Linked DNA regions of Homo sapiens: region 1 is linked to region 2. Evidence: read pairs that join two places in POLR2A ChIA-PET (ENCODE). Cell type or tissue: GM12878. All regions are shown on one strand.

Region 1 (8,000 bases), 290 kb after region 2:
CCTCAGCCTCCCAAGTAGCTGGGACTACGGGCACGTGCCACCACACCCAGCTAATTTTTAATATATACAATTTTTATTTGTCAACTCTACCTTAATTTTAAAAAGAAAGAAGGGAGAGAAGGGAAGGAAGAGAGGAACATATAGCCAAGGTACATTTTATCAGAGCCCCCAGGTGTAGCATTCACCTTACAAAGTAGGAACCACGGAGAATCCAAGGATGTTCTTGAGGCAAATTCTAGCCCACCGTGTTTTGTGACCTTAGCCCTTTGGTTGCATGGTGAGCATGGAGGACTCTTGTTTTTATTTGCCTGATATTTGGGTTTTGAACTTGGAAAATGAGGAAGGAAGAAGGAAGAGAGATTAGTGAATGAGACTGGCCCATCTTCTCTTAGAATCACCCAGGGAGCTTCAAGGCACTGCCATGGTTGAGAACCACTAGCGGAGCTTGCCAAGGAGACACCGCACATTTTGCAAACCCAGTTGCACGTGGTAGTAGACAAGAAAGGCAAGGGCCACCACAACCCATCAGTGATGGTGTCTCAGCTCAGGCAGCTCAGGTGTACCTCACCCAGGCCCAGGAGCCATCTATAAATGCTTACACATGCTAAAGACCATTGAGGATACAAGACAGAAACCAGAATCCGGAGAGATAATTCAGCCACCTGGGAAGAAAATGAGTGCAGCGAATGGGATTCCTATTTCAGTTGCTACGTCTGGCCAGGATGTCTTTGTTCTCTCTTTTGAGCAGTTCTCATGTCCCTAGGGCAATCTCTCATGCCCAGGTATCGTCATCAATGGAAAGAAAAGAGATGCAGAGAGTTGGGGCTGGGTTACTGAGAGACCTGGGACCATCCTGGAGCAGCGCCCATGTCTGCGTCATCTGTCACCTCTCTCGGGTGCCTGGCTCATTGCTAGCAGTGTCTCTCCTCTTACAAAATGAATGGGGGAAGGGCAGAACGTTGCTGTTTTAGGGTTCACTACAGTTTGGGCTGGTTGCTGTGACTGAGCAGCTGAGCTCCTGTGAGGAAGAGGAAGGACTGGTCAGGGGCCCTTAGAGCTCAGAGGACAGTGCAAGGCACTTCATTACGTCCCCACCATAGAGCCTTCCAGAATGTGCAGTGTCCACTTAGATGGGCTCCAGGGAACAATTGCTTCCTTATTTTCTCTCTCCTTCCTTCCTTTACACCCTTACATCCTGGCTGATCCCAGGTCTAGTCTGCCTTCATTCTTATGTCTGAGTCTGGGCCACCCATGCCTGGCTGTACCCTGGAAGGCCCATGGCTGGACCTCAGGCAGGAGCCCCCTCAGGACCCAGCCCCTCAGTTTCCAAGGCTTCCTTCATGTTGCATGATGTCAGGGATCACTGTGCCCATGCGATGGACGGGGTAGGACGGAGCAAGGAAGGGACATGGAGGAGACAGAAAGTAAAGAAGTAGAGCATCATTCCACCTCACACCCTCCCTGTGTGAAAAAGGAGAGGGCCTGGTGACAGCAGGGGGTGACATGCACCAGAGAGCCAGAGCCACCTGCGAGAGTGTCACTGAGCTCCCCGGGTGGAGCCGCAGGGGAGGGCTGAAGGCAGACCAAAATCCTCTTCTGGGAATTATTAGGAAAGTGGGTGCAATTCATGGACTTCCACAGAATTTTCCATTCTGGGAGATTCGTGGAAGAGAAGCATATGTTATTTCCATTAAAGAACATCTCCAGGGGACTTCGAGGTATTCACATTATAGATCCTTTCTTACATAGAATAAAGCCACATTAAAAAAAAATGTGCAGCAGGAGACAAACATCTTTAAAGGAACCATTTTATAGAGTGAGCCACCCCATGTGAAGGCAGTCCCCTTTTGGGCAGTGATGGGGGTGTTGAGAAGTACAAACCTCTACAGATCTTACATCCGCCAAACAGCACGCTCCCAGTACAGAGCTTTCTCCCTTTGACATCTGAGCAGTTTACGTTTGTTTGTTTTGAGACGAAGTCTTGCTCTGTTGCCCAGGCTGGAATGCAGTGGCGCGATCTCAGGTCACTGCAACCTCTGCCTCCCAGGTTCAAGCGACTCTCATGCCTCAGCCTCTCCAGTAACTGGGATTATAGGTGCCCAACACCGCATCCAACTGATTTTTGTATTTTTAGCAGAGACGGGGGTTTCACCATGTTGACCAGGCTGGTCTCAAACTCCTGACCTCAAGTGATCCACCTACCTCAGCCTCCCAAAGTGCTGGGATTACAGGCATGAGCCACCACACCTGGCTGGTTTCCATTTGTTACATCCATGCCCCCTGCATATCTCATTTCACTAAACATTGGCTCTGTTTTTGTGTCTGTGACCATTCGTTCTTCTCTTATGATTCTGAAAGTGACCTTCTGTCTCCTTCCAGTTGCTTCCCTCCCAGGAGCCCAGGGCAGATCTCTGCTCGTGTGGCTCTTCTCCCAGTTACAATCTCAGCTAAGGGGAGATTTTGTCTCTCTTTTACATAAAAATCTCCTCAAATCTACGACATGGGCAGCCTTCCACACTGCTCAAAGTGTTGTCTCTGCCAAGAGACAAACACGGAAATCGAAGGTAAACATCTAGAAAGTTTTTGGCAAATTGACACTGCTGTAACGCCCACGGAGGTGATTCTGAACATGACATGATATTGCCAGACACCAGCCCTGCTTCTGTAGTAGGGGGCCTTGGAGCTGCTAAGGCAGCATGGTGGTGACAATGACCCCCGTGACATGCAGGTGACCGCACCATAGCTCAAGATGTAGGAGACAGAATGGCCTTATGTCTTGGTTTGCCTGAGACAGTCCTCTTCATCACTATGGTCTCAGCATAATTTGATGATGATGCCCCTTTTCCACTCTTAGAAGTATCCCAGCTTGGCCGGGTGTGGTGGCTCCCAGTACTTTGGGAGGCGGAGGCAGGCAGATCACCTGAGGTCAGGAGTTCAAGACCAGCCTGGCCAACATGGTAAAACCCTGTCTCTGCTGAAAATACAAAAATTAACTGGACTTCGTGGTGCATGCCTGTAATCCCGGCTACTCGGGAGGCTGAGGCAGGAGAATCACTTGAACCCAGGAGGCGGAGGTTGCAGTGAGGTGAGATTGCACCCTTGCACTCCAGTCTGGACAACAAGAATCAAACTCCGTCTCAAAAAACAAACAAACAAACAAACAAAAAAACCCATAATTCAGCCCACCAGTGGCCTCAGGTTACTGTGTGTACAAGGTGTTTGTGGGATATTTCTGGTCTCCCACAATTTCAGCTGATGTCCAGAGTTAAAGGGCTCTAAGTAAGTACCCCACCTTCTATAAAGTGTTGCTAAGGAAAGCCCTCAATGCTAAGGCTTTGATACAAAATACCATTGATCCACCTTCCCCTCAATCTTTTTGTTTTGTTTTGTTTTGTTTTTGAGATGGAGTCTCACTCTGTCGCCAGGCTGGAATGCAGTGGCGCGATCTTTGCTCACTGCAACCTCCGCCTCCTGGATTCAAGTGATTCTCCTGCCTCAGTCTCCTGAGTAGCTGGGATTACAGGCATGCCCCACCAAGCCCAGCTAATTTCTGTATATTTAGTGGAGATGGGGTTTCACCATGTTGGCCAGGCTGGTCTCAATCTCCTGACCTCATGATCCGCCCACCTCGGTCTCCCAAAGTACTGGGATTGCAGGTGTGAGCCACCGTGCCTGGCCCCCCTCCATCTTTTTGCATCAGAAGAGACATGAAAAGGGAGAAAATGGTAGTTGTGGTCAACTGTGTGGTCAGCAGTGTTTACAGTGGCAGACTGTCTACAGAGGTGAAGAGGGGTGCCTTCTCTTCTCCCTTTGCAGAGGCCAAGTGGGGAAGGTTGAGGAGCAAGAAAGGGAGACCAGCATTTCCATTTCCCAGTTGGGTTCCCATTTGGGCACCTGCCTGTCGGGCCATCTGCCCGGTAGGAAGCACTTCCTCGATAACCGTGCAGCAGTGCCTGACCCCAATTCATGCGGCTCAACTGTGGATTTCTCTCTTTAGTATGAGGGGTACTTAGCAGAGTTGGTTTTTTTTTTTTTTTTTTTTTTTTTTTTTTTTCAGATTTGGCCTTTAACTGGCAAATTCTGGGTCAGGAAGAGCGCCCCTCAACATTTTTTGATGCTAATCCTTCCCCCCCAAATCTGCCACTGGTTACAGTAACTCAGCTTTCCCACTTGAGCAGTTTGAGGGATGCAGGGTCTGACAGGAGCCCAGAGGCCGTTCAGAGGATGGGCACCAACAGTACCCTGGCTCCAAACAGGGCAGCCAGGTGCAAGGTGGGCACAGGGCTTAGCAGGGAAGGTGGGCCGGCAAGGCCAGGTGCATGGCAGGAGTGGCGGGGAGCCTGGTGGGCTGTGGGGAGTAGAGGTAGTTCATGGCCAGCCTGGAGCTGAGAACATGGAGAAAGAACCCCAAACTCTTAATTTTTCTGTAGAACTTGGCTGGTGCTCAGGGCTGCTGGCAGCCTCAGCTGGAAATCTGTTTACCCAGAGAACGAAGCATCAGATAAGCTTTGTGGTGGAAGAGAGCCATGATTCTCAGTCTAAATGTTGAAATTAGAGGGAGAGGCAAAGAGAATCCAATGGAACTTGTGGCCGGTGAAGCTCTAGTGAGCCTGAGGCAGTGACTTGGGTCTAAGGTGAAGCCTTATTTATGGAGAAGCGATCCCAGGCGAAAACAGCTGTTGGCCAGAGTTTTGGAGAAACATGAGTTGACTCAGAATTAGGCCATGAACTTAGGTTATTATTTGCCTTTTTTCCCCTTGATTTTTTGTTTTGGGATTTATTTAAATTATGTTTGGTAGAAGGAGACTTACAAATAGGCAGATTGTTATTTTTCTTAACTTTATAGTATGAGTTCCATTAGGAGATATATATGACAAAGTGGTATTTATGAACATATTAGGGTTCTCCAGAGAAACAGAACCAATAGTATCTATTTTATATATACACACACACATATGTGTGCATATATACACATACATTTATATTGATTTTTTATTTTTTTGAGAGAGGGTCTCACTCTGTTGCCCAGGCTGGAGGGCAGTGGTACCACCACAGCTCACTGCAGCCTCGACCTCCCAGGCTCAAGTGATCCTTCCACTTCAGCCTCCCAAGTAGCTGGGACCACAGGCACGTGCCATCATGCCCAGCTAATTTTTTTATTTTTTTGTAGAGACGGAGGTCTCCCTGTGTTGTCCAGGCTGGTCTCAAACTCCTGAGCTCAAGCCATCCTCCTGCCTTGCCCTCCCAACAATTGAGATTACAGGCATGAGCCACCATGCCTGGCCTATTTCTATGTATTTATATGTGTATGTAGTATGTAGAGCTTTACTGTGAAGTATTGACCCATGCAATTATGAAGGCTAAGAGGTCCCACAATCTGCCTTCTGCAAGTAGAGACCCAGGAAAGTCAGTGGCATAGCTCAAAGGCCTGAGAGCTAGAGACCTAGTGGTGTAGATTCAAGTCCAGGTCTGAAGGTCTGAGAACCAGGAGCACTGAGGGAAGGAGGTGACCCACCCGCCAGCTTCAGCAGCCAGGTAGAGAGCAGATTCCTTCTTCCTCTGCCTTTTTGTTCTATTCAGGCCCTCTGTGGATTGGACGACGCCCAGCCATGCTGGGGAGTGCCATCTGCTTTATGAGTCCACCAAGCCAAAGGCAAGTCTCTTCCAGGAACATCCTCCCAGACACAACTAGAAGTAATGTCTAACCAGCTCTCTGGGTGCCCCGTGGTCAGCTTGACACATACAATTCCCCATCACAGTGAATCATGGATTGGGAGCTGTGCTTTGCTGGTGAAGCAGCTCTCCATGGGGAACAATAAGCCCCGATTTGTAACACTTGCTGGCCTTAGTGGTATAAAAGCTCCCACTTCCACTCATTTCAAGCTCTCCCGTGAAGTCACTGAGCAGGGAGTGGGAGGAGATAACACACGATCACCTCTCACAAGCCAGTCCAAGCTGGCTCCAACACCCCACAGTGGGGACCAGACATCTGAGAACAAACAAAATGTTTAGGCTCACAGTTTTCACTACTCCCTTAGAGTCGGGTGGGAGGACAAATTCTGGGATTCTATATTTTCGTGGTAGGTGTTTTATTTTATTTTTATTTATTTTATTTTTTGCTTTTTGGGTTTTTTGTTTTTTGTTTTGTTTTTTGAGATGTAGTCTCACTCTGTTGCCCAGGCTGGAGGGCAGTGATGCAATCTCTGCTCACTGCAACCTCCACCTCCCGAGTTCAAGCAATTCTCCTGCCTCAGCCTCCCAAGCAGCTGGGATTACAAGCGTATGCCACCACGTTCAGCTGATTTTTGTAATTTTTTTAGTAGAGACGGGGTTTCGCCATGTTGGCCAGACTGGTCTCAAAATCCTGACCTCAGGTGATCCACCCACCTCGGCCTCCCAAACTGCTGGGATGACAGGTGTGTGCCACCGTGCCTGGCCATATTTATTTATTTTTTGAGACAAGGTTTTCCTGGTTCACCCAGGCTGGAGTGCAGTGCCCTGATTGTGGCTCATTGTGAGGCAGGAGAAAAAGGCCTGGAGGCAGGGAACTTAAGGCCAGCCAACCCGTGGTGACTTTCTGAACTAAATCAAACTGAAAGCACTTCAGCAATGACAGGAATATGAATGGCTTTGTAACTTCACTTCATCCTCTCCATTTACATAGACCACACACACCAAGTAATATCCTCTCCATTTACAATAGGGTGCCTTCTGAATAAATGACTCTGTAACTTTACTTCATTCTTGGTTACAGCCAAGTAACCAATGGGAAGCCTCTAAAGTGTTGAAACTCCAACAAGTTCTGTAACCGGGGGTCTTGAGCCCCTATACTTGGGCCACTCCCACTCAGTGGAATGTACTTTCGTTCTCAATAAATCCTTGTGCATTTTGTCCAATTCTTTGTTAGAGATGCCGAGTACCTGGACACCTTCTGCCGGTTACAACTTCAACCTCCGCCTCCTGGGTTCAAGCGATTCTTCTGCCTCCGCCTTTTGAGTAGCTGGGATTACAGGTGCGCGCTACCACATCCAGCTAATTTTTGTAATTTTAGTAGAGCCAGGGTTTCACCATGTTGCCCAGGCTGGTCTCGAACTCCTGGCCTCAAGAGATCTACCTGCCTTGGCCTCCCAAAGTGCTGGAATGACAGGTGTGAGTCACTGTGCCCAGCCAGTGTTTTAGAATTTTTTTTTAACATCTACCTACTATCTCTCTCTGGTTCTAATAGTAATTTCTTTCCCAACCGTCTAGGGCGTTGGAGAATTCAATCCCATCTGTCATGTGGAAATTTACATCAATCTAACATTACTCAAGCTGGAAAGGATCTTATCGAGTCTTCTACTTCAACCCATTCATTTCAAGATGTGGAAACTAAGGCTCAAAGAGATAAAGTGACTTGTCCAAGATCCCAGGTAAAGTTTCCAAAGAAATCAGAACTAACATCTAGTTCTTCTGATATGTATGTGTGTGTGTGTGTGTGTGTGTGTGTGTGTGTGTGTGTTTCTACTGCAATTTGCTGTTCCTCAAAGATGTAGCTGTCAAAGATAGAAACAGGGGCCCTGCCTCTGAACAATACATAAGAGGGAGCCCATGTATTGTTCTGGATGGGTTAGAAGTGGACATCAGCCACCAATGTACAGTACATTATTACCCCTCTTTACTTTGCTACGGTACAAGGAGTAGCAGCCTGGGAGGAAGACCATAAACCTATAGCATTTGCCTCGAAATCAGATTGAAGAAACCCTGACAGAACTCAACTCTGGAGCCCCAGGTATGCGTTCCTTGGATCCAAGGAATATCATGCCTTCCACCAAGCTCTGTAAGAGGCAGAATTGCATGGCACTTTGTAAATTGATTGGGGATTTTTGTTTGTTTGTTTTTTGGGAGCTAGAGGTGGTAGCAGAGTCAGCTGCAACAAGATGGTGGTGAAAAATAGCAAGTATGTGGGGAAAAAAGGAAGCTGCACATTTCCTTCCAAAATGCAGAGGGTGCCTTGGCCCTAA
Region 2 (8,000 bases):
CATTATAATATATAATGAAATAATTCTACAACTCACCATGATGTAGCATCAGTGGGAGCCCTGAGCTTGTTTTCCTGTAACTAGATGGTCCTACTTGGGGGTGATGGGAGATGGTGACAGATCATCAGGCATTAGATTTTCATAAGGAACACACAACCTAGGTTCCTTGCATACACAGTTCACAATAGGGTTCATGCTCCTATGAGAATCTTTTGCCACCAATGATCTGACAAGAGGCAGAGCTCAGGCGGGAATGCTCACTTGCCTACCACTCACCTTCCTGGTGTGCGGCCCGGTTCCACGGCCTGGTACTGCCGTTCTGGAGACTCGGCTCTGTATTTCTAGAGCTTTGTAGACAAATCCATGCTGGTGTCTGGCTTGGTCCTGTGCATGTCAGTCAGTGAGCACACCTGCATGCCGTCTATCTCAGAATGGAGAGCTGGAGTGTCTGGCAGAAAAGGAACCACATCTCTGCGAGTGACACAGAGCCCCAAAACCCAGCCTGGGGAAAGGGGTGGAGAGAGGCCGTGGAACCAGTTCCAGAACACTTTCACGTGCATCTTGGTTTCTAGCACGGACTGGGATGCCTTTGTTAATATGTGCCAGGCTGGGGCACTTGCAGGAGGTGACGGCCACCTTGACTCTGTATGCTGAAGCCCTCTGGTCACTCACCCATGTATGCTGCAGTCCCCCCGGCCAATAACACAAGCCAGGACAAGCCCAGGGGAGGTCCCCGGACACACAGCGAAAATTCCTGGCTGGTTCTGTATGTCGCCGTGTTGGGTTCCCAGCCCAGTTCCAGCTCTAGGCTTGCAGGTCTCTCACTAGGAACTATGCCTCCAGCCCTTTGGTGGATTAACACCTGCCACCTCCAGTTCTGAATCTGACCTCTCCCTCTAGGCCTCCAGCCTGGATCTACCCAGTTCTGGATTCAGATCGTTACAGGCCCAAAGCACTGAAACATTGCAGAGCACATTGCTTTTCTTCTTTATTTAAAGAACTAAATTAAGCATTTTAAACCATATAATAAATGTAAAGAGATCCAACAAAGTTCTGTTTCTGCCATTATTACTATATCATGGCTATTTCGGAATGATCAAATAGGAGATTTTTTTTTGTTTTCAAAAAGTCTCTGTCTTTCTCTTTTGTTGTCTGTATTTTGCTGCTAAGCCACCAGTTCTCGATTGGTTCACTCCCTCTTCCTGCTACAGATTGTCTTAGGGGTTCTATTCATGAGACTTCTGGAGACCTAAACCCCACTCCGGCCAATGCCCCATAACGGGGTATGATGCTTGGCTGACATCGTTAACTCAGCCCCTCCAAGATTATGCCCATTTTCCTCCTTCCCCACCCACGTGGTGTCCTCCTTGTTACCTTTGCTAATGTCATTCCCAGGATCCCAGTTATCTACGTAAAAAATCAAAGATGGAATCTCCACCTATTCATCCAATCATCCATGCAGTCAACAAATTGGTATTCAATGCTAACAGTAATATTGGCTAACATTTATTAGGCAAGCACAGCTGCCAGCGTTTATATTTGCATTATCTTACATCCTCACAGCAACTCTGCACGGAAGGTATTGTGATAGTCTGCTTTTTATTTATTTATTTATTTTTAGACAGGGTCTTGCACTATTGCCCAGGCTGGAGTGTAATGGCACCATCATGGCTCACTGCAGCCTCGACCTCCCGGGCCCAAGCGATCCTCTCACCTCAGCCTTCCAAGTAGCTGGGACTACAGGCATGCACCACCTTGCCTGGCTAATTTTTTAAAAAATGTTTTGTAGGGCTGGGCACAGTGGCTCACGCCTGTAATCCCAGGACTTTGGAAGGCTTAGGCAGCCAGCACTTGGGGAGGCTTAGGCGGATGGATCACCTGAGGTCAGGAGTTCGAGACCAGCCTGACCAACATGGAGAAACCCCGTCTCTACTAAAAATACAAAATTAGTTGGGCGTGGTGGTGCATCCCTGTAATCCTAGCTACTCGAGAGGCTGAGGCAGGAGAATCGCTTGAACCCGGGAGGCGGAGGTTGCTATGAGCCGAGATCGTGCCATTGCACTCCAGCCTGGGCAACAAGAGCTAAACTCCATCTCAAAAAAAAAAAAAAAGTTTTGTAGAGATGAGATGTAGTCTCTCTAGTTTGCCCAGTCTGGTCTTGAACTTCTGGGCTCCAGCAATACTTCTGTCTCAGTTTCCCAAAGTGCTGGGATTACAAGCATGAGCCACTGCACCGAGACCGATGACCCACTTTTAACAGCTGAGAAACCTGACCATTGCAGAGGTGAGTTGACCTCCACAGGGCCACCCAGGGAGTAAGTAGCCAAGTGGAAGTTACTTTACCTCTGTGATGATTTGCACCAGTTCAGTTTGACTTTAGAGACAACAAGCTGAAGCTCTACACTCGATTGACTGTTTTCAGGTGCTATGTGAACACGGTGGGTAGAGACGCATAGCACATGAGCCCTGTGCTGGGGAATGTGCAGTCTAGTGGGTGCCCAGAGGCACGAGCAGAAGACAGCAGCCCTTTAAGAAGTGCCATATGCTTCAAGGGCATAGGGAAGTGTGTCTGCTCCAGGGAAGGGGCTTTCACCGAGAAATTGAACAGAGCTTCAAAGAGCAAGAAACAATTGGCTGGGTGGGTGTGGGAGCGCGAGGAGTCCTCGGAAGGCGCCTGAGTGAGGCTGTGGGTGTGGAACAGCATGGTATGGGCAGGGAACAGCATCGTGGCTGATGCAGGATGAGGGGAGCATTCCTCTTCTTGTTCCACTTCCTGGGTCTGCAGTTACAGAGTCCTGCATAGCATTCCTCATATCTTTCCCTTCCTTTCCTTTCCTTCTTCTGAATCCTGTGTTGGGCCCCGTGGCCTTATCTCTGGACAGTTGCAGCAGCCTTTTCTCTCCACTTCTTCTCATCCATCATGTATTACTTAAGCCAATTTAATCATGTAGCTTTCTTTGATCATCTTGTTCTCTCCATTAAAGAGTGGCTCTCCATTGCCTTTGGAATGTGGTCAGACCATTGAGTCTGGTGCTCCAGGCCTTCTGTATTTGGGGGTCAGTCTGTGTTTCCTGCTGGATCTTTCATGATGTGTCTGTCTCTTCCCACTGGAGCAAACAAAAATAACTTTCTCTTCTCTCCATCTACTACTCTTTTTCCCTGTACCCTTTTCTTTCCCTACCTGTCAAAAATCTTGACCATCTCTCAAGCTCGCTCCAGTGTTACGCAAACATGAAGCCTTCCGGACCAGACCAGTCACAATTGTCTCTCTGTGCTCTTAGATGCCTTCACTGTGATGGGGACCGTGGGCTGCACCACCCTTGTCATGGTTCACACTTCTTAAGCGAGAGGTCGGATCTCTTCTCTGGATCTGTCTCCATGAGTTCCCACCAAGATAGGTTGGAGATTCACGGAGTGGCTTTGAGTTTCAAAAGCCAGTTTTGAACCTGCTTGTTGCCCTGGCTCAGGTGGAATTCTTTAGAAAAGTGTCCACTCTCAGCCAGGGTGGAATCCTTTAGGAGAGTGTCTGCTCTAAGCTTTTTCCCTTGGCCTCCACTGGGGCGTTTTTCCTTCAGCAGAAAACCCATGATGCCATCTCCTCTGGGGAGGAAAATACTGCTCTGTGGAACCTCGCAGGGCCTTTCGGCACAGCCAGAATTCCCTGGTGAGAGGTTTCCTAAAGGGTTAGTCATTCAGACCTGGCTGTGTGAGCCAGATCTGTCCTGTCTTGAGATAATTCTTAAGGCTACGATTTGCTCGTCAACATCATCTGTAACTAGTTTCACTAACAGATGTTTAGGAATTGGGCATCTAGGCTGTACCAATGTATCTGGACTAAAATATGCCCCTCCCTCCCTTCCTTCCTTTTTTTTTTTTTTTTTTTTAATATAGCTTTAATGGGAGACTGGAGCCTGCTGTTTCTCACCCCTTGTCTCCCGGGTGACAGTATTTGGTGTACAAAGCTAGTGACTCTGCAATTGTTGAATTAGCTACAGATTAACTCCTCTGAGAACTTGGTTTCCGATGAGAGTGAAACATGTACTTTGTATGCAGAACTCTTACTCTTCAAACAGGACTTATTAACTAGAAGAAACTTCACTTTGTACTTGAAAAATGGAATGTAAATCATAAAAGATTGTACCATTTAAGCCCCACTAGAAAGAGAAAAACAGAAGTCATGGAGAACCACATCCTGTTCATATGGACCCCAGCCTAAGAAGAATGCAGGAGTGTGTGGAGAGGGTCCTATGGGGAACCCCAGGAATGGCCAATGGTGGGAAATTAGGTTCTGGGAAATGTGTGTATTGTTTTGAAAAGTATTATTTTACCTGGAGAAATTGAACAACTGACATCAGCTAACATATATTTATTATTGTGTTGAATGGCCAGCATTCTGTGGGGGCATTGTGCTTTTTTCCTTTATTTTATTTTCATAGGTTTGGGGGAACAGGTGGTGTTTGGCTACATGAATAAGTTCTTTAGTGGTGATTTCTGAGATTTTGGTGCACCCATCATCTGAGCAGTGTACACTGTACCCAGTGTGCAGTGTTTTATCCCTTACCCATCCCCACCCTTTCCCCCAAGTCTCCAGAGTCCATTGTGTCATTCTTATGCCTTTGCATCCTCATAGCTTAGCTCCCACTTATGAGTGAGAACATACGATGTTTGGTTTTCCATTCCTGAGTTACTTCACTTAGTATTATGGTCTCCAGTTCCATCCAGGTTGCTGCAAATGCCATTATTTCATTCCTTTTTATGGCTGAGTAGTATTCCATGGTATATATATACCACGATTTCCTTATCCACTCGTTGATTGATGGGCATTTGAGCTGGTTCCATATTTTTGCAATTGTGAATTGTGCTGCTATAAACATGCATGTGCAAGTATGTTTTTTGTACAATGACTTCTTTTTTTCTGGGTAGATATCCAGTAGTGGGATTGCTGGATCAAACAGTAGATCTACTTTTAGTTGTTCAGGGAATCTCCACACTGTTTTCCATAGCGGTTTTACTTGTTTACATTTCCACCAGCAGTGTAGAAGTGTTCCCTTTTCACCGCATCCCCACCAACATCTACTGTTTTTTGATTTTTTGATTATGGCCATTCTTGCAGGAGTGAAGTGGTATCACACTGTGGTTTTGATTTACATTTCCCTGATCATTAATGATATTGAACATTTTTTTCCTATGTTTGTTGGCCATTTGTATACCTTCTTTTGAGAATTGTCTATTCATGTCCTTAGCCCACTTTTTGATGGGATTGTATTTCTTTGTTGCTGATTTGTTTGAGTTCCTTGCAGATTCTGGATTTTAGTCCTTTGTAAGATGTATAGATGGTGAAGCTTTTCTCCCACTCTGAGGGTTGTCTGTTTACTCTGCTGATTATTTCTTTTACTGAGCAGAAGCTTTTTAGTTTAATCAAGTCCCATCTATTTATCTTTGTTTTTGTTGCATTTGCTTTTGGGTTCTTGCTCATGAAGTCTTTGCTTAAGCCAATGTCTAGAGGGGTTTTTTTGATGTTATTTTCTAGAATTTTTATGGTTTCAGGTCTTAGATGTGAGTCCTTGATCCATCTTGAGTTGATTTTTGTATAAAGCGAGGGATGAGGATCTAGTTTCATTCTTCTACATGTGGCTAACCAATTATCCTAGCACATTTGTTGAATAGGCTGTCATTTCCCCACTTTATGTTTTTGTTAGCTTTGTCGAAGATCAGTGGCTGTAAGTATTTGGCTTTATTTCTGGGTTTTCTATTCTGTTTCATTGGTCTATGTGCCTATTTTTATACCAGTACCATGCTGTTTGGGTGACTATGGCCTTATAGTATAGTTTGAAGTCAGATAAAATGATGCCTCCAGATTTATTCCTTTTTCTTAGTCTTGCTTTGGCTATGTGGACTCTTTTTTGGTGCCATATGAATTTTTAGGATTGTTTTTCTAGTTCTGTGAATAATGATGGTGGTATTTTGATGGGAATTGCATGCTTTTGGCAGTATGATCATTTTCATAATATTGATTCTACCTATCCATGAGCATGGGGGTGTTTCCATTTGTTTGTGTCATCTACGATTTCTTTTAGCAGTGTCTTGTAGTTTTTCTTGTAGAGGTCTTTTACCTCCTTGGTTAGGTATATTACCAAATATTTTATTTTTTTGCAGCTATTATAAAAGGGGTTGAGTTCTTGATTTGATTCTCAGCTTGGTCACTGTTGGTGTATAGCAGAGCTACTGATTTGTGTACATTAATTTTGTATCCTGAAACTTTGCTGAATTCATTTATCAGAAGTGTGCTTTTTAATTTTAAGTCCTTGAAGAATTAGAACAATAATCCATCTCTTTTACTTTTTAGTGAAGACAGTGAGTCCCAGGAAAATTAAACACCCACTGTTTACCACAAAGTCATTGGCTGAGCTAGGATCAGCACATGGTAGTCCAGGACGCAGAAGTCCTAGATGAAATTTAAATTGGATAAAAACAATTTTTTTGCTGGGCACAGTGGCTCACGCCTGTAATCCCAGCACTTTGAGAGGCCAAGGCTGGAGGATCACTTGAGCCCAGGAGTTGAGGACCAGCCTAGGCAACATGCAAGACTCCCATCTGTGAAAGAACGAGATTCTGTCTCAAAAACAAAAACAAAAGAAACAAGCCCAACAATTTTTTATCAGGGGAAGATTATCTAGTATTGGAATGAGGAACTATAGTGTCTTGTTTGGAGAACTTGGAAAATACATCTGTACAGGGACAGTTGTAGCTCTATCTAGAGAAGGCAATGGATGGGCTGATTTCCCAAGCTCTTCTGCTGGGATGGTTCCAATGATATGAGTTTGGTTTTTCCTTAGTGTGTGACGTAAAAGAAATTGTCCTGGCAAACATATGGTTTGATACTCGTCATTGTTAAAATAGCATATCCCATTTTTAGTCAGCTATGTTTTAGGATAAACAGCAAAGATGATGCTTTTTTCTTAATAGGAAAATCCCTTAAATTTGATCAGACGTTGTCTGTCAAATGAGTGAATAGGGTTGAGTGTCCCTGTGTGTTTCTGCCACACTCTGTGCTTTGACCTTGCTCATTCAGGTAGCATTTCCCCTTTGACGTTTCTTTGGTTTTGTGTGTGTTTTGTTGTTGTTGTTTTATTTTTTTTTTTTTTTGAGATGGAGTCTCTCTCTGTCACCAGGCTGGAGTGCAGTGGCGCGATCTCAGCTCACTGCAACCTCCGCTTCCCAGGTTCAAGTGATTCTCCTGCCTCAGCCTCCCGAGTAGCTGGGATTACAGGTGTGCACCACCATGTCTGGCTAATTTTGTATTTTTAGTAGAGATGGGGTTTCACCACGTTGGCCAGGATGGTCTCGATCTCCTGACCTCGTGATCCGCCTGCCTCTGCCTCCCATAATGCTGGGATTTCAGTGTGAACCACCACACCTGGCTGTGTTTTAATCTTTTTGAGGCCTGTGTGAGTGTAATTGTACTAGCCAGATTTAGGATAATCAGGACATGACAATAGCCAAGTTGCCTGTCAGCACTCTGGGATGGTTTTTATGTGTCTTCAGTGTAAACAGTTTCTTCACCCTGGGAGCACCTATATTCCTTTTTATCTTTGCATGCTTAGAGAGCAGGAAGTTGAACTTGATTATCCCAGGTTCTGGTTAATGTCTTGTGAGTGCAGATTCTTAAAGTGATGCCTGAACCCTAAGACTTGTGTGAGTACTTAACTGACAAGCTAACAAGGGTATATTGATTTTATTTGGAAAAGTAGCAATACATTTTAAGGGATAATTAAGGATAAGTAAAATGTGATTCTCCAGGAAGAGAAAATTGGATTTCCCCACTAAAGCCATTGAGGTCATCGTCTAAGACGTAGGCCATAAATGTGTGATGACTCGGAGGAGGAGAGATAATGACCATGCTGGTGATGATGGTGATAATGGTCATAGCATATTCTACTTGTTGACTACACATATTTCTGTTGCTGTGCATATTTTTTCTCAGACTTTATAACAACACA

The links. Peaks named below come from ENCODE experiments on the same cell type or tissue, not always from the same donor. Only the 100,000 strongest peaks of a DNase experiment are listed, where the experiment ranks them.
Region 1: POLR2A ChIA-PET joins it to region 2 with 5 read pairs; 2 of 35 experiments call an interaction of 5 or more read pairs at or near these places.

What each region holds. Positions count from the first base shown.
Region 1 is chr10:12,870,796-12,878,795 of GRCh38, forward strand. No RefSeq gene overlaps it. Among named protein-coding and RNA genes, the nearest start is that of CCDC3, 130 kb to the right of the region's middle. In GM12878, no CTCF peak of the experiment used is centred here; no DNase peak of the experiment used is centred here.
Region 2 is chr10:12,576,475-12,584,474 of GRCh38, forward strand. All of the region lies in intron 2 of CAMK1D (calcium/calmodulin dependent protein kinase ID), which reads left to right. It overlaps MIR4480 (microRNA 4480), which reads left to right and starts at 2,279; the gene lies at 2,279-2,349. In GM12878, no CTCF peak of the experiment used is centred here; a DNase peak (open chromatin) is centred at 3,997; H3K27ac peaks cover 233 bases.